2 separate regions of the Homo sapiens genome follow, and region 2 is linked to region 1. A link is a loop called in an ENCODE intact Hi-C map of the cell type or tissue named here. Cell type or tissue: mammary epithelial cell. All regions are shown on one strand. Links, peaks and the distances in the headings refer to the core of each region. The heading gives the core; the rest is flanking DNA.

What was found. Peaks named below come from ENCODE experiments on the same cell type or tissue, not always from the same donor. Only the 100,000 strongest peaks of a DNase experiment are listed, where the experiment ranks them.
Region 2: a loop joins it to region 1, with 8 times the contacts of the local background. A loop is called at or near these places in 20 of 110 quality-filtered maps.

What each region holds. Positions count from the first base shown.
Region 1 is chr22:19,725,694-19,734,355 of GRCh38, reverse strand. LOC105372861 (a long non-coding RNA gene) reads right to left here and starts at 6,635. Exons shown (of 3, transcript XR_938005.3): 1 at 5,656-6,635; 2 at 1,680-1,913. RefSeq lists enhancers at 3,436-3,730, 7,765-8,340. In mammary epithelial cell, for the core only: a CTCF peak has its summit at 3,532 (motif pointing left); no DNase peak of the experiment used is centred there; H3K4me3 peaks cover 416 bases.
Region 2 is chr22:19,949,205-19,957,866 of GRCh38, reverse strand. All of the region lies in intron 1 of COMT (catechol-O-methyltransferase), which reads right to left. Among named protein-coding and RNA genes, the nearest start is that of MIR4761, 10 kb to the left of the region's middle. RefSeq lists a silencer at 1,972-2,139 and enhancers at 2,442-3,093, 3,358-3,979, 3,980-4,603, 5,927-6,221. In mammary epithelial cell, for the core only: a CTCF peak has its summit at 4,025 (motif pointing right); no DNase peak of the experiment used is centred there.

The sequences.
Region 1 (8,662 bases), core at 185-8,184:
CAGAGTGACCAGGTCCTTGGCCTCACGTACTGCTCTGCGTACTGGTGCCTCTCTGGCCCTAGCCCCCAGGCTACCCTCCTGGAGGAAGCCAGTGCAGTTGGTGCCGCGCGAGCACCTTCAGTGGGCAATAAGGGCACGGGGTGGGCATGCTGGGACAGGCGGCTGTCAGGGGCTCCTACCCTCCCCAGCCCTGCTCAGACAGCAGCCCGTTCCTCGGCATTTACAAAGTTTGGCTGGAACTCTTCAATAGCATCTTTAAATAAACAAAGCATAGAGAAAAGCAACTCCCCAAATACAAAGCACATCAAAATAGATTTTGAAGCAGACACCCGGGCAGAGCTCGGCCCTGGATCTGCCCGTAGGCACCTCCTTGAAGCCCCACCCCAGCTTGGGATCCCCTGACTGGCAGGTACAGCTGCCACATGGTGCAATGCAGTTGGCAGAAGCCTTGGTCTGCTCTGTGGGCTGATGCTGCCCTGGGACCCTCACCCCTGGCTCACTGGACCTCCAGCCATAGACTGAGGCTTTCCTCCCAGGAGTGGGCACCCTAATTCTGTCAACATGGTCCAGCCAAATGGGGACCTGCTGGTGCCCAGCTGGGGTCTGTGCCCCCACATCCCATGGGTCCATCAGGCAAAGTTCAATGGCTTCCCTTCCAGATCCTCCCATCTTTGAGGGTTCCTGTACCCCACCAGGAGTGCAGTGACCTTGCAGGGCTGGCCCTAAGGTCCTGCGTGGCTGGGACAAAGAGAGTGGAGAGAGTCACACCTGGGCGGCCTGGGAAGGGCAGGGCAGACTGGTCCCTGTGGTTGAGTGAGCCCTCGCCTTCCCGGCCCATTTCCAGTCTGTTAGGCCTGGAGTCCCTCAATTTGTCAGACATGCTTAAATACACCTAGGTGAGCCCCAGAGGACTTCGTACTAGGGGGAATCCCAGTGCGGGGAGGAGGGAGCTGGCCCTCTCAGGAGGGATGGAAGAGGAGTGAAGTGCCTCTGCCAGGTGGGGGTCTGGGGCCAAGGGATCTGCACCCCCCCAGCCCTTGACCCTGGCAGCCGGCAGGCTCCAGACAGGTCTGCACACTGGTATGAATGATTGAACGTGAATGGATGACGGGAGATGGGCTCCCCTGCACACCCCAGCACCCTACTCCCCTTGCGCTCTTCTCCCTGGGACATTCTGGAAAAGCCAGACCCTCCTACAGGCTGAGCTGAGCACACTTCCAGCTGCTGCACACTCTGAACCCTCCCCTGAGACATCGCTAGTGCTAGACTCAAGGGTTTGCTCTGAGGATGAAGGCGACAGTCCAGGTAACCAGGCCCAGGCCAGCCCAGTGACAGTCAGTGCCTGTCTCAGGCACAGAATTCCAACATCTCTGAAGGTCTTTCTAGACAAGAAGCAGCCCTCATCCCCAACCCCACGGCTCTTTGAGACAAGCTGGGGTGATGTCACGGTGGACATCTGTGTTTCCTTGTGTACAATGCCCTTATGCCCACCACGGGAACCCTGGGAATGTCTGTAGGCTAGACCCTGGACAGGGGTTGCTGAGGCCGGCCCGGCTAGAACTAGGCTGCTGAGCACACCCCACAGCTCCAGGGAGCACTCCCCCAGGCCCTCTCAAGCCTCTCCCACTGGGTACTGACTCTGCACCTGCCCTGTGTGTATGTGTGTGGGGTGCGCTCACCTGCGGGGGATCCACCTGGCCCATCTCTCACCACCTTTTGTCCAGCTGGCCCTCAGTACCCTGGGGGGTGGTGGTGACAGGAAGACAGGATAGAAGGAGGCATTTCCTATGGGCAGAGAAGACCCCCAGGAGGGCTTCACTGGGTAGGACATGCTGATCCCTAGTTCCTGAGGGGCCAGCAACAGGGGGTCTCCTGATGAGGACACAGAGTTGCTCCCTGCAGACGTTTCCTGTCTGGAGAGAGAAAGTGAGGATGTGAGTGTGTACATCCAGTGTAGACAGTGCTCAGTCAGTTCGACTGTGCTGGGTGTGGGGGCCACTGGGGTTCCCCTCAGGGCTGTTTATTTTTATTTTATTTTTTTGAGACAGAGTTTAGCTCTGTCACCCAGGTTGGCGTGCAGTGGCGTGATCTGGGGTCACTGCAACCTCTGCCTCCTGGGCTCAAGCCATCCTCCCCCTGCAGCCTCCAGAGTAGCTGGGATTACAGGTGCCCAACACCACCACGCCCGGCTAATTTTTGTATTTTTAGTAGAGGCAGGGTTTCACCATGATGGCCAGGCTGGTCTTGAACTCCTGGCCTCAAGTGATATGCCTGCCTCAGCCTGAGGGCTGTTTAAAGAGGGACAGACACAGCCAAGGACAGGCCTAGTCCCTAAGACCAGTGGCCCTGAAGCCCTCCCTTCAGCCTGTGGAGGTAGTGCTTTGAGAGCCCCTGCTGATTTATGGTCCTCCTGGGGGCGGGCAGGCGGGGGACGGAGTTATGGCTGCAAAGGTCTCCCTCCCTCCTCTACCTCCCTGTTGGGGGTCAGCCGGGGTGGGGGTACGGTGGCTCTCAGCTGGTTTCCAGATGGGCTTTGTGGAAGGGGCGCCCAGAGCGGGGAGGCCAGACACCCAAGCAAGGGTCCTGGCCCGTGTCAACGGGGCCACCACAGTGCCACTGTCTCTGGTCTCTCCTCTAGACCTGGCTCCCATCTCTGTCTCGGTCCCCATCTCTGTCACATGCAGCCCCCCTTCCCCACCCGTTGGCAGGGTGGGTGGGGGTGGGACCTGGTGATTTATCACCTTCAGCCTGTCTTCCATCGGAAACACAGGGGGTGGGCGCAGACGCTGCGCTGAGCTATGGGCCCCCAGGGCCCCGCCACCCACCCCAATGTTGTTGCTCCGTCTGGGCAGGGGGTGCAGTCCCCCCCACGTGGCCAGGACTTCAGCTCCCCAGACCTTCCCAGGACCTCCTCCACGGGGCCCCATTAATGCCTCGGCTAGTCGGGGGTCAGCCCAGCTCTGAAGCTGAGGCTAGGGCCACCCCAGGCTGGAGGGGGCCCACGAAGGACCCCACAGGCAACTCTCTCCAGGCGGGGCCAGAGGTGACAGAGCCTCTTTTCCTGCATCATTGATGGCCCATGGACCCGGCATCCCTGGCAGAGGCCATGGAGTCCAGGCCTTCAGGTCGCCCGCCCCTCCCCCGCGGCGGTGTGCACAGCCCGGGGCCCAATAAGTGTTTACCGAGCAAACACCAGCGGGAGGGGGACAGCGCACCTGGGTTGACCCCCACCCCACGCCCAGCGGAAGAAGTCCCTTATCTTCCCGGCTGACAGGCTGTCAGTGCACCAGGGCAGGGGCGGGGGCTACGCTCATCCCGCCCCGTCTGTCAGCCGCCACGCGGCGACACCCTCCCCGCCCTCACTAGGGGCAGCCTGCCCGTCCCACTCGGTGCAGCTCGCCGCCAGCCTGGACAACCCAGCGCCCCCGCTCCAGGCCTTCGTTTCTCCGCGGACCCCAGCTGTCTGCACCCACAGTGCCCACCTCTTTCCGCGCTCCCCCCTTAGCCAGCGTTTTCTGCAGACCGCGAGCGCCCTCTGGTGCCTGCCTAGGGTTGCTCGCCCATGGGGAGGACACGACTAGGCCCTCGCCCTGGGAGCTTCCTGGCCGGTCTGTGAAACCGGCGGGTGCGGCCTGAGCTGTGAGCCTCGCGGCCCAGCCCTCACTGACCACCACTGGCCATCACAGACTGGGTTGGAGAGGCTGCCGCTGACACGGCGTTTGTCTTGGCCTTTGCGGGACAAGACAGATGACCATCTTGCAGGGCCTCACTCACTCGCTCGCTCACTCACTAGCTGGCTGTGTATAGGCCCAAGATGTGGCTTGAACCCCAGATGGGTCTTGGGGACACAGGCCTGGACACTGTCCTGCACTATGTGTCAGGCCAGGGCAGGCCTAGGAAGCTCTGTGAGAATGGGCTTGGGAGGGGCCTCTAAGATTGAGGAGTAGCCACAGCGGGAAGGGCGTGCCCCGTGGAGGGACTGGCGCGGGCAAAGGCATGGAGGGCCTGGCCCATGGGGGAGGGTGCACCAGGGCTGGGCCTTGACCTAAGGCTGAGATCCCAGGAGCCCAGGGAGGTGGGGTGGGCAATGGTGGTGAGAGGGCCCTTGGGCTGCAGGGCAAGGAGCCCTGAATCAGCTAGCCTGGGACTGGAGGTGCGGGGTCCAGGCAGGGCTTGGAGACGGGACCCCCAACCTGTTCCTGCCTAGAAGGAAGAGTCTGAGGTCACAGAGGGGCCCAGCTCATCAGTGGGGAGGGGGTCCTGGGGCAGGTGTGTTGTCTGTGAAATGAAGGACAATGCTGGGATCAAGGTGGTGCCCAGATCTGCAGGGAGGGTGTGCCTTTCTCCCGTCCCCACAGGGCCATTCAGGTATACTGAACTGGGACTACTCACTTCCCCACACCCCTTGGAGGCTGAGGCCCCAGGGTCAGTGTGTGGAGGGTCAGCTCAGAGTCAGGCATGGGGACTGGGGGCTCCCAGGCAGCCAAGGAAGGTCAGCCAGCGAGGGAAGCCCTGTGCCTTCCACAGTCAGTACCTTGGCACGAACCAGTCTAAACCACGGAGAGCCGGCAAGAGGAGGGATTGTGGAGGAATCATAGGGTTCGGCTGCCCCGCCGACCAGCAGGCAGGAAGTTCTTCCTTAGGTCTAACCACACAGTGATTCCAGTAGCTTTCCTCAACAGGAGTCCCTCTGCCTCTGCAGCTCCTGCCCTTCAGGGCCCCCCCTGCCACCCCCTGAGCGACACACTGGCCCAGGAGACCTCAAGCCTTGCAAGCAGTGGGCTGCCCACTCCCCCTATCTCCTGCTGGGGCCTTTTCCCACAGACCAGAGGAGCGTCCTTCTCTTGGCTGGGGGCCACCTAAGACCCTGGGCCACTTTCTCCTGGGCTGTACATTTGCACCCCAAAGACCTCAGTGAGGCAGAGAAGGGATGCAAGAGGCCTGCCTCAGCCCTGTTTCCAGTTCACACAAAAAATGCTCTGGGGCCCAGCAGAGAGCCCCCTTCTGGGATCTGGTTTCTTAGAGAAAGTGGGGAGCACACCCCCTCCCCTGCCCTGCTTGGACTGAGTTTAGAGTGTTGCACATGCACGGTGTTATGACGATGGTTACCTCTGACCTACACTAGGACCTCTGGAGGTGCCAGGCCACCGCTGGGGAGGGCAAGCTGGGCAGTTCATTTGTATAAAGGGGGCCACTGTCCTCGATGTGGTGATAAGGCCGGATGGACAACCACAGTCGGCTGCAGCCCACAATGGGCCGGATGCCCTGCACCTGCTCACAAAGGCAGGGGTGGTTCCTGCCTCACGTCTGACTGGCAGCCTCGAGATAGCATCAGCCCCACAGGAGGGCCATCTGTCTTGTCCCACAAAGGCCAGGACAAAGGCCATGTCAGTGGCAGCCTCCCCGACCCGGTCAGTGGTGGTCAGTGATGGCCATTGGGGGCTGAGGGCCTTCCTGGGCCGGGCAGCCAGGACCTGAGGCTCCTCATCTGGGGCCTCTCTGGGATGCATGGAGAATAGTTTCCATTGTTCATAAGGCCAGACAGGTGGGGGCCACATGGACGGTGGCAGAGGAACCCTGTCCCTGGCACCCCAGGCCAGCCCAAATAGTGAGGAAGGCGTCAGTCACCTCCTAAGTTGGGCACCATGTGCTGACCTGTTTGCTCAGCTCCAGAATCCGGGCAGGGCAGTGGGAGGCCAGAGACTGGAGAACTCTGAGAAGCCCCTTGCTGGTCTGGGCAGTCGGAGAGGCCTTCCTGAGGGAAGTGGTGGCCCGGTGGGGGACTCGCCAGAGGCACAGGAGATGAGCAAGGAGCAGTGGCATGGAGAGTACCTTGTGCCAGTCAGAAGGAACATGCAGGCCCCGTGTGGTGCAGCCTGGGAGCCTGGGGAAGGCAGCAGCTGTGGGCAGGGACAGGAACGGCTCTTGGCTGGCAGGAGCAGGCTGCCAGCCCTGAGCCCTGGCAGAAGGGGTCTGGGGCCAGGGCCGCTGCTGTGGGATGGGGAGGGATGGCAGGAAGAGGGTTTGGGGGTGTTGGTGGAGCCTGTGGGGGGGCAAGTTCACTCCAGAACACAATGATTCCAGAGACCCTGCAACCCCTGAGGTCCACTCATCGCTGTGGGGCCCTCCAAGAACCCCCACCGCATGTGACTCTGTCACATAGAGGCCATCTTCTCATTCGGATGGTCCAGGGATCCCGGATGGAGCAACAGACCTGAACCAGCCCTGGTCACCTGCCCCAACGCTCCCCTAGTGAACTGAATGCTGCCAACGCCGCAGTCCCTGCATCAGGAAACCCAACCCTTGAAATGCTCTTGGTGTCCTCAAGGCCGGCACTGTCCACAAGAACCAGCCCCTGAACATGCTCAGAGGACGAGACACACTGCTGGGACTGTCCTCACTGCCTAGAGTGTTCTCACCACCCCCAAAGCATCCTCACTGCCCCCACAGCGTCCTCACTGTCTACCGTGTCCTCACTGCCCCCACAGCACCCTCACTGTCCGCGCAGCGCCCTCACTGCCCCCCAGAGCATCCTCACTGTCCCCACAGCACCCTCACTGTCCACAGCGTACTCACCGCGTCCACGGAGCCCTCGCCACCCCCACAGCATCCACAGCGTCAACATCTGCAGCGTCCTCACCGCCCCCACAGCGTCCTCACCGCGTCCAAAGAGCCCTCGCCACCCCCACAGCATCCACAGCGTCAACATCTGCAGCGTCCTCACCGCCCCCACAGCGCCCTCACCGCGTCCACAGCATCTTCACCGCCCCCACAGCGTCCTCACCGCCCCCACAGCGTCCTCACCGCGTCCACAGCGTCCTCACGGCGTCCACAGCCTCCTCATCGCCCCTACAGCGCCCTCACCGCGTCCACAGCGTCCTCACCGCCCCCACAGCGCCCTCATCGGGTCCACAGCGCCCTCACCGCCCCGAGAGCGTCCTCACCGCCCCGACAGCGTCCTCACCGCCCCCACAGCGTCCTCACCGCCCCCACAGCGTCCTCACAGCCCCGACAGCGTCCTCACCGCGTCCACAGCGTCCTCACCACCCCGACAGTGTCCTCACGGCGTCCACAGCGTCCTCACTGTCCCCACAGTGTCCTCACCGCGTCCACAGCGTCCTCAACGTCCGCAGCGCCCTCACCGCCCCCACAGCGTCCTCACCGCCCCCACAGCGTCCTCACCTCCCCGACAGCGTCCTCACCGCCCCGACAGCGTCCTCACGGCGTCCACAGCGTCCTCACCGTCCCCACAGTGTCGTCACCGCGTCCACAGCGTCCTTAATGTCCGCAGCGTCCTCACCGCCCCCACAGCGTCCTCACCGCGTCCACAGCGCCCTCACCGCGTCCACAGCGCCCTCACAGCCCCGACAGCGTCCTCACCGCCCCCACAGCGTCCTCACCACCCCGACAGCGTCCTCACGGCGTCCACAGCGTCCTCACTGTCCCCACAGTGTCCTCACTGCGTCCACAGCGTCCTCAACGTCCGCAGCGCCCTCACCGCCCCGACAGCGTCCTCACCGCCCCCACAGCGCCCTCACCGCCCCGACAGCGTCCTCACCGCCCCGACAGCGTCCTCACCGCCCCCACAGCGTCCTCACGGCGTCCACAGCGTCCTCACCGCCCCGACAGCGCCCTCGCCGCGTCCACAGCGCCCTCACCGCCCCCACAGCGTCCTCACCGCCCCGACAGCGTCCTCACCGCCCCCACAGCGTCCTCACGGCGTCCACAGCGTCCTCACCGCGTCCACAGCGTCCTCACCGTCCCCACAGTGTCCTCACCGCGTCCACAGCGTCCTCACCGCCCCGACAGCTCCCTCGCCGCGTCCACAGCGTCCTCACCGCGTCCACAGCGTCCTCACCGCCCTGACAGCTCCCTCGCCGCGTCCACAGCGTCCTCACCGCGTCCACAGCGTCCTCACCGTCCCCACAGCGTCCTCACGGCGTCCACAGCGTCCTCACCGCGTCCACAGCGTCCTCACCGCCCCCACAGCGTCCTCACAGCGTCCACAGCGTCCTCATCGCGTCCACAGCGTCCTCACCGCCCCCACAGCGCCCTCACCGCGTCCACAGCGCCCTCACCGTCCCGACAGCGTCCTCACCGCCCCGACAGCGTCCTCACGGCCCCGACAGCGTCCTCACGGTCCCCACAGCGTCCTCACCGTCCCCACAGCGTCCTCACCGCGTCCACAGCGTCCTCACCGCCCCGACAGCGTCCTCACCGCCCCGACAGCGTCCTCATCGCCCCCACAGCGTCCTCAACGTCCGCAGCGTCCTCACTGCCCCGACAGCGTCCACAGCGTCCTCACCGTCCCCACAGCGCCCTCACCGCGTCCACAGCGTCCTCACCGCCCCGACAGCTCCCTCGCCGCGTCCACAGCGTCCTCACCGCGTCCACAGCGTCCTCACCGCCCTGACAGCTCCCTCGCCGCGTCCACAGCGTCCTCACGGCCCCGACAGCGTCCTCACGGTCCCCACAGCGTCCTCACCGTCCCCACAGCGTCCTCACCGCGTCCACAGCGTCCTCACCGCCCCGACAGCGTCCTCACGGTCCCCACAGCGTCCTCACCGCCCCCACAGCGTCCTCACCGCGTCCACAGCGCCCTCACCGCCCCCACAGCGTCCTCAGTGTCCACAGCGTTCTCACCGCCCCCACAGTGTACTCA
Region 2 (8,662 bases), core at 299-8,298, 220 kb before region 1:
ATGAATTCACGGTTCATCAAAATGGATGAACCTTCTGCACCGGCTGCCTGGCCATCGGCTCGCAAGCTCATGAGACCCCCGTGAGGTCCACATTCCCTCCTCTGTGAAACGGCTGATGGTCTTACCTCTCCAGCACAGTAGAGGGCAGGCATGATCGTGCCCACACAGCACCTGCACATGCTTGCCACATGCACGCCACATGCAGATGCACGTGTGAGGGCATCCTCAGTGCCTCACAGTGCGGCCAGGACACAGGCAGCTGGGCTTGACACCTCTGGCTCTAAAGAGCATGAAGCTTCTGGGCCTCAGTGCCAGGCCTGCCCAAGCTTCTCTGCCCAGCAGTCTGCTGCAGAGCTAGAGAGTCCATCACCTCTGTCACCTGGTCAGTATTCTCTCTCACATTGGACACACCCTAGATGACATTCATCTGCCTTTATTTTATTTCTTTAGAGACAGGGTCCTGTTCAATTGCCCAGGCTGGAGTGCAGTGGCGTGATCAAGGCTCACTGCAGCTGCAGCCTTGAACTCCCAGGCTCAAGGCATCCTCCTGAGTAGCTGGGACCACAGGTGCACACCACTGCATCTGGTCTCATCTTTCTTTAAAAGACAGGAATGCTGGCCGGGCGCGGTGGCTCATGCCTGTAATCCCAGCACTTTGGGAGGCCGGGGCGGGCAGATCACGAGGTCAGGAGATCGAGACCATCCTGGCTAACACAGTGAAACCCTGTCTCTACTAAAAATACAAAAAATTGGCCGGGTGTGGTGGCAGGCACCTGTAGTCCCAGCTACTCGGGAGGCTGAGGCAGGAGAATGGCGTGAACCCCAGAGGCGGAGCTTGCAGTGAGCCGAGATCACGCCACTGCACTCCAGCCTGGGTAACAGAGTGAGACTCCGTCTCAAAAAAAAAAAAAAGACAGGAATGTTTTCCATAAATATACTGCAAGTAACATCAGTGAAATGAGACTCTTAAAAATCCTTTAAAATATGAACTATGGCTGGAACAGTGGCCACACCTGTAATCCCAATACTTTGGGAGGCTGAGGCAGGAGGATCACTTGAGCCCAGGCGTTCAGGACCACTCTGGGCAACATAGTAAGACCCTGTCTCTATAAGAAATTAAAAAATAAACTAATTATATGACCTGGTTTCTAGGCTCATTTTAAAAAATCCGTAAAAGATAACTAGAAAATGGGCCTGGTGTGGTGGCTTACGCCTGTAATCCCAGCACTTTGGGAGGCCAAGGCGGGCAGACCACAAGGTCAGGATTTCGAGATCAGCCTGGCCAATATGGTGAAACCCTGTCTCTACTAAAAATACAAAAATTAGCCAGGCTTGGTGGCAAGCACCTGTTAGTCCCAGCTACTCAGGAGGCTGAGGCAGGAGAATAGCCTGAACCTGGGAGGCAGAGGTTGCAGGGAGCTAAGATCACTCCATTGCACTCCAGCCTGGGTGACAGAGCGAGACTCCGTCTCAAAAAAAAAAAAAAAAAAAAAAAAGAGAGCTCAAGACCATCCTGGCCAACATGGTGAAACCCTGTCTCTGCTAAAAATAACAAAAATTAGCTGGGCGTGGTGGTGTGTGCCTGTAGTCCTGGTTACTCAGGAGGCTGAGGCAGGAGAATCACTTGAACCCGGGAGGCGGTTGCAGTGAGCTGAGATCACACCACTGCACTCCAGCCTGGGCAGCAGAGCGAGACTCCATCTCAAAAAAAAAAAAAAAAAAAAAAAAAGAAAAAAAGAAAAAAAAGAAAGAAAGATAACTAGAAACTGACTTTGTTCTCTTTGCAAAGATCTGGGGTCCATCAGTTTTTCATTCTGCTATCACCTCTGTCAGAAGAGTGATTGACACTTTGGTCTCTATTCACCCACATCCTCCTGCTCAGGAAGGTGTCTTTCTCCTCCTCCTGGGAGAAAGACAGCTACCAGGGGCCACGGAGAGAAAGACTGGGCTGCACAGCAAGCTCAGGAGACCTCAGGTTGTGCTCTGAAATGGCTGTGCATCCTCCGTTCTCCACAGAGGGCCAACATGCGGCTGCAGTGACCCTCGGAAAGGCCACTGGCCATTTGGGGCACACTGTTCTCACTATTCCAGAACACAGAACCAATGCTAACAGCACCCTGCACACTGAGAGCCACTGTGGCTTGGACGTGCCTCATCCTGCCCTCACAGGGCTGGTGGCCCAGTCGGGGAGACAAGCATAGAGCCACAGGCGTGATGACAAACAGGACACAGATGGCAGGAAGGAGGCCAGTTCTAAGCGTTTACACACGGGGCAGCTCTGCTCGGCACACAGGTCCCCCACGGGGGCTGCAGAGGGCCCTACCTGGGGCTTGCTCAACAGGGCTGGAAACCCCCAGCAAAGGCTGGAACTGCTGCAAGAAGCCCTGCCCTTTGGGGCTGATCCGGTGTGATAAAGGGGGACCAGGATTCTGGCAGGGGATTCGACTGCGATCCAGTAATCCAGGGAGAGCCAGTACAGGTGCGTAGAGACAGGCCAGGCAGCACCAGGTAGGCCACACGCTTGGGCAGCGCCTGTGGACAGGCTGAGAGGACACCTGGAGGCCAGCCTGGGAGACCCCACAGGCTGCAGCCAGGCCCCGCGCTCATCTCTGGACCCAGGGGCTGGCCACTCACCTCCATCCAGCCTCTGGGAATCTAAAGGAATGACCAGAAGTTTAATGGCCACAAAATACCCATTGAGCCAGGCATGGTGGTGTGCCTATAGCTGCAGCTACTCAGGAGGCTGAAGTGGGAGGATTGCTTGGGCCCAGGAGTTGGAGGCTGGAGTGAGCCATGATTGCACCATGTCGTCCATCCTGGGCGACAGACACTGTCTCTAAAACAACACCACAATAAAAATGCCATCAAATCCAGATGGGGCCTCGCCTCTTTCTGGCAGCACTCTGGGAGTGTCCCCCTCCTGCCACTGTCTCATAACCCCCAGTACAAGAAGCTGTCATTTCTCCAACCTGCAGAGAGGAAGGAGGAGGCAGAGGACTAGCCTCTCACCCCGGTGACACCTGAGAAGAGGTGAGACAGTGCACCTGCTCTGGGCACCCTGCGAGGGGCCTACCTGCTATTTCTGTAAATGAAGCTTTATCAGAACGCACAATCAACCAGGCACGGTGGCTCACGTCTGTAATCCCAGCATTTTGGGAGGCTGAGGCGGGTGGATCACCTGAGGTCAGGAGTTCAAGAACAGCCTGACCAACATGGTGAAACCCCAGTCTCTATTAAAAATACACAATTAGCCAGACATGGTGATGCATGCCTGTAATCCCAGCTACTTGGGAGGCTGAGGCAGGAGAATCGCTAGAACTCGGGAGGTGGAGGTTGCAGTGAGCCGAGATGGTGCCATTACACTCCAGCCTGGGCAACAAGAGTGGGACTCCATCTCAAAACAAAACAAAACAAAAAACGCACAATTGCACAGACATTGTCCGTGGCTGCTCTCATCCGACCATGGCAGAGGTGAGCAGTTGCAACAAAGACTGCACCCTACATAGGGAAAGGGGCTGGTGTGGAAGGGAAGGGGTCAGAATGGAAGGTCAGATGGCCAGGCAGAGGGCAGCCTCCTGTAGCCTCCCCCGCCTGGTATCCTCAGTGGGGCCAGGCCCCCAGGCTCAGGGGAAGGCTTTTTTTTTTTTTGACTCAATACCTAATAGCTAAAGGGAAGGCTTTCACACGGACTGCACACCTGCTTCAAGCCAGGTGCTGCAGGGACCACGGTGACTTTGTCTTCACAGACACACCAAGAGGCAGATGCAAGGGCTGGGCTGAGAGAGGCAAGAGGCTGCACTGCACCTGCAGATTCACAGCCCCAGGGGGCCAGCTGGGCCATCCCTGCCTGTGGGGCCCCTCCACTCCTTTACTGTGGCCCCGTCGGGGCCCCCTCCCCTCCCTTCCATGGGCCAGACCTGCATGGTGGTCGCACATTCGCTTTATCCTTCAAGGGTGTTCTCCTGGTCACATCCGATTCTGCCTTGGCACCTGCTTGGAGGCCCCCTGCAGGTCAACCTGCTCATGTGGCAGGAGCTCAGTGTCCCGGCTCCCAGCAGAGGGCAGGCCTGGGGCAAGAGTGGAGGCTGGCTTGGCTCAGTGTGGAGGGGACAGAAAGGACAGGGGTGCCTTTAGGGAGGGGCAGAAAGGGCCTGGACATGCCTAGTGGGGTGACGTGCAGGCTGGCCATCTGCCCCGCTGGACTGAGCCCGGGAGCCTGCCCTGCCTGGGAATGGGGACTATTTTGGCAGCTGCTGAGTACTGTAAACAAAGCCGGCTGGGTGCAGTGGCTCACGCCTGTAATCCCAGCACTTTGGGAGGCTGAGGCAGGCAGATCACAAGGTCTGGAGTTGGAGACCATCCTGGCCAACATGGTGAAACTCTGTTTCCACTAAAAATGCAAAAAATGAGCCGGGCATGGTGGCGGGTGCCTGTAGTCCCAGCTACTCGGGAGGCTGAGGCAGGAGAATCGCTTGAACCGTGGAGGTGGAGGTTGTTGCAGTGAGTGGAGATAGTGCCACTGCACTCCAGCCTGGGCAACAGAGCGAGACTCTGTCTCAAAAAAACAACAACAAAAAAACAAAGCCCCAGCATCTGGACCAGGCTCTGGGCCAGGCCTGCATCCAGACCGCACTGGATGTGAGTGGAATCTGACCTCCTCATTGCTCTCCTCAAGGCTGAGTGGCAGCCCCACCCCCAGCGCCCAGGCCATGAGTCCTGAGGCCCACCGTGGCAGCAGCCTGGACAAAGACTCCCCCATCACACTCCGGCCAGGCTCCTCTGAGCACGTTTCTCGGCTGAGCCTCACCTTGGCCTATCAGGCCTTGAACAAACACTAACAAAGCTGCTGCTGCTTCATTTTATTTATTTATTTATTTATTTATTTATTTATTTATTTATTTATTTATTTATTTTTTGAGACGGGCTGTCACTCTGTCACACAGACTGGAGTGCAGTGGCGCGATCTCGGCTCACTGCAACCTCCGCCTCCTGGGTTCAAGCGATTCTCCTGCCTCAGCCTCCTGAGTAGCTGGGATTATAGGCTCACACCACCACGCCTAGCTAATTTTTGTATTTTTAGTAGAGACAAGGTTTCACCATGTTGGTCAGGCTGGTCTTGAACTCCTGACCTTGTGATCTGCCCACCTCGGCCTCCCAAAGTGCTGGGATTACAGGCGTGAGCCACTGCGCTCGGCTGTTTTTTTTTTGTTGTTGTTTTGTTTTGTTTTGAGACGGAGTCTTGCTCTGTCTCCCAGGCTAGAGTGCAGTGGCGCAATCTCGGCTCACTGCAAGCTCCATCCCCCGGGTTCATGGCATTCTCCTGCCTCAGCCTCCCAGTAGCTGGGACTACAGGCGCCCGCCACCACGCCCGGCTAACTTTTTTGTGTTTTTGGTAGAGACGGGGTTTCACCATGTTAGCCAGGATGGTCTCGATCTCCTGACCTCATGATCCGCCCGCCTTGGCCTCCCAAAGTGCTGGGATTACAGGCATGAGCCACCGCACCTGCCTGGCCTTTTTGTTTTTAAAGACAGGGTCTTGCTCTGTCGCCCAGGCGGGAGTGCAGTGGCGTGATCACCTCTGCCGCCCAGGCTGGAGTGCAGTGGTGCAATCAGCTTGCTGCAACCTTGAACTCTTGGGCTCCAGCAGTCCTCCTGCTTCAGCCTCCTGAGTAACTGGGACTACACAGGGGCATGCCGCAGTGCCTGGCTAATTTTTTAAAAATTATTTTTGTAGAGACAGCGTCTTGCTATGTTGCCCAGGCTGGTCTTAAACTCCTGGCCTCAAGTGATTCTCCAGCCTCAGCCTCCCAAAGTGCTGGGATTACAGGTGTAAGCCATACTGCACATGGCTTCTAACAGCTCAAGGCCACATTCCTAAAATGATCCCAGCCCCCTTCAAAGCGCCTGCCTGAGAAAGTCATGGCTACCAAGAGAATTTCCTGTGTTCTGGCCAACACCTGAAGATGGGGCCCCTGTCTCCCAGCCTCTGTGGGACTGGGGGCCTGACTTCAGTAAGCCCCCGTGGCAAACCCAGATTGGTTTCCCAAGGCTAACCCTCCCTTCCTGCTTTTGGTAATTTTCCACTTTCCTCACTCCACTGAGTCCCCACTGTTCTTCCTCCCCACTCCCCACTTCTTTGCACAACTCGGAGCGGAGCTCGGCTCTCTCCCCTCCTGTCACTGGTCACCAAATATTATAATTTCCGTCCTCACCACTTTAATGTCCAGCTGTGTTTCTCTGTGATCAGGGGCCAGGACTTGGATCTGGATGGGAACCACCATCCGATCAACCCTCGGATGCAACAACCGGAGCACACAGTGTACACAGCGATCCGTGTTATCTCCACTCTGCCTGCTCATGCGGGAGTCACATGGTTTGATTTGTGATCCAGTGGTCCGGAAGAATATCGGATGCAGCAGTGAGGACAGACATTGCTTCTAATGATTTTATGATTCTGAGTAAGGCTCTGAGGCGCTAAGAGTCCCAGGCTTTTTTTTTTTTTTTTTTTGGGACAGAGTCTTGCTCTGTCGCCCAGGCTGGAGTGCAGTGGCATAATCTCGGCTCATTGCAAGCTCCGTCCCCCGGGTTCATGCCATTCTCCTGCCTCAGCCTCCCAAGTAGCTGGGACTATAGGTGCCCACCACAACGCCCGGCTAATTTTTTGTATTTTTAGTAGAGATGGGGTTTCACCGTGTTAGCCAGGATGGTCTTGATCTCCTGACCTCGTGATTCGCCCGCCTCGGCCTCCCAAAGTGCTGGGATTACAGGCGTGCGCCACCGCGCCCGCCCCAGGCTTCTTCTGAACGCTACCTACCTCCTGGGCTGGAAGTTCTTCTTCCTAGTGCCTCGTTCCCAGAGGGGATTCACTCCTGACTCCTGGTGGAGCTGTCTTGCCCCCTCTGTTCTGTGTTCTTGCTCCTCCCGTGGGAGCGTCTTACTGGAGCCCTGCTGATCATGCCCTCTGCGCTACTTTAATCAGCACATCAAAACAAAACTGCAAGGAACAAGTGCGCCTCTGTCTGCTTCCTTCCTTGTTGATGTGACTTTACCAAGGATAATTTGGAACATCAGTGGCTCCTTTGGGATACTTGAGATCTCCCCAAACTAGCTCCTCTCAGGCCTCTCCCTTCCTATCACCTCCATACTTCCCTACTTTCTCTTGAAGGAGACACCCCCTTCAAGTCTGGCCTCCTCCACCTGTGGATCCCCGCTGCAGGCCTCTCTCTTCCCCCTCCAGCCCCTCAACTCCCCACGGTCCCTGGAACTTTAGGCTTCCTGCCCCATCAGGGGCTCGCAGTGCCTCAGGGACCCACAAAAGCAACCAGCTGAGCTCACTGGAAACATGTAGTCATCCATCAGGGCAAAACAAGTCGTAAAGGTCTTATCCACAAATACAGGTAGAAAGCCTTCCCCTCACATGGAGCAAGTGACCCTTAACTTGTCCAATTTGCCAGAAACACAGTTCAGATAAAAATATAAAATAGGGCTGGGTGGTGGCTCACACCTGTAATCCCAGCACTTTGGGAGGCCAAGGTAAGTGGATCACTTGAGGCTAGGAGTTCAAGACCAGCCTGGGCAACACAGCAAGACCTTGTCTCTACAGAAAAAAAAAAAAAAAAAAAAAAGAAAAGAAAAGAAAAGAAAAAATATATAAAATAGAGTAAAAAAAAAAGTGAGAACTAGCTCTTATATAAACTAGTGAGTTGTGTTTTGTTAATTGCGTTTGATAATATATTGGCCTAAAAAAGCTTACAAGATGTTTTCAGTAACTTTCAACCTCAGAGTCATACTAAGTGAAGTTAAATAATAGACATTCATTGAATATCTAAATAATACCTGAAGAGAAGAAAGTGCTGAAACATTCATTATTAAGCGTAACTTTTTGTACTTTTTGGCTTCTTATTTTTATATGGTACAGACTGGCTAAAGGTATTCTGGTCTGTTAATAAACATGTACTTGGCACTTAAAAACATTGTACTATAAAAAGGATATACCTCTAGAGATTATAAGATGGTATATTCATAAAATTTGCCAACAAACTGGTAAATGACAGACAATTTCCAATTGTCTTCTTCCCAGTTTTACTTGTAAAATACAAGTTATGGCCGGGCGTGGTGACTCATGCCTGTAATCTCAGTGCTTTAGGGGGCTGAGGTTGGAGAATTACTTGAGCCCGGGAGTTCAAGGGTGCAGTGAGTCCTGATTGTGCCACTGCACTCCAGCCTGGGCAAAAGAGCAAGACGCTGTCTCTTTAAAAAAAAAATACCGGTTACTAATGGTTAAAAATTATAATCAATATATGAAAACAAAACTCCTAGAAACAATAAGAATGAGGGAAACAATTTCCTATACAAAGTATGGGAGGAAGATAGGATGTGTTTTTATATGAAAAGTATGCAAAGAATGTAGAGTGTTTTTGTTAAAGAAAGGGATGTAATTTTGTCCTGAAGTAAAATTACAAAAAGAGGAAAAATATGGGACAAAGCCTGAATGGCCCAGGAATTCGAGACAAGCCTGGGAAACATGATGAAACCCTGTTTCTATAAAAAAACTCAAAAATTATTAGCCTGGCATGGTGGTACATGCCTGTAGTCCCAGCTACTTGGGAGGGTGAGGCAGGAGGATCGCTTGAGCCCAGGAGGTCAAGGCTGCAGTAAGCTG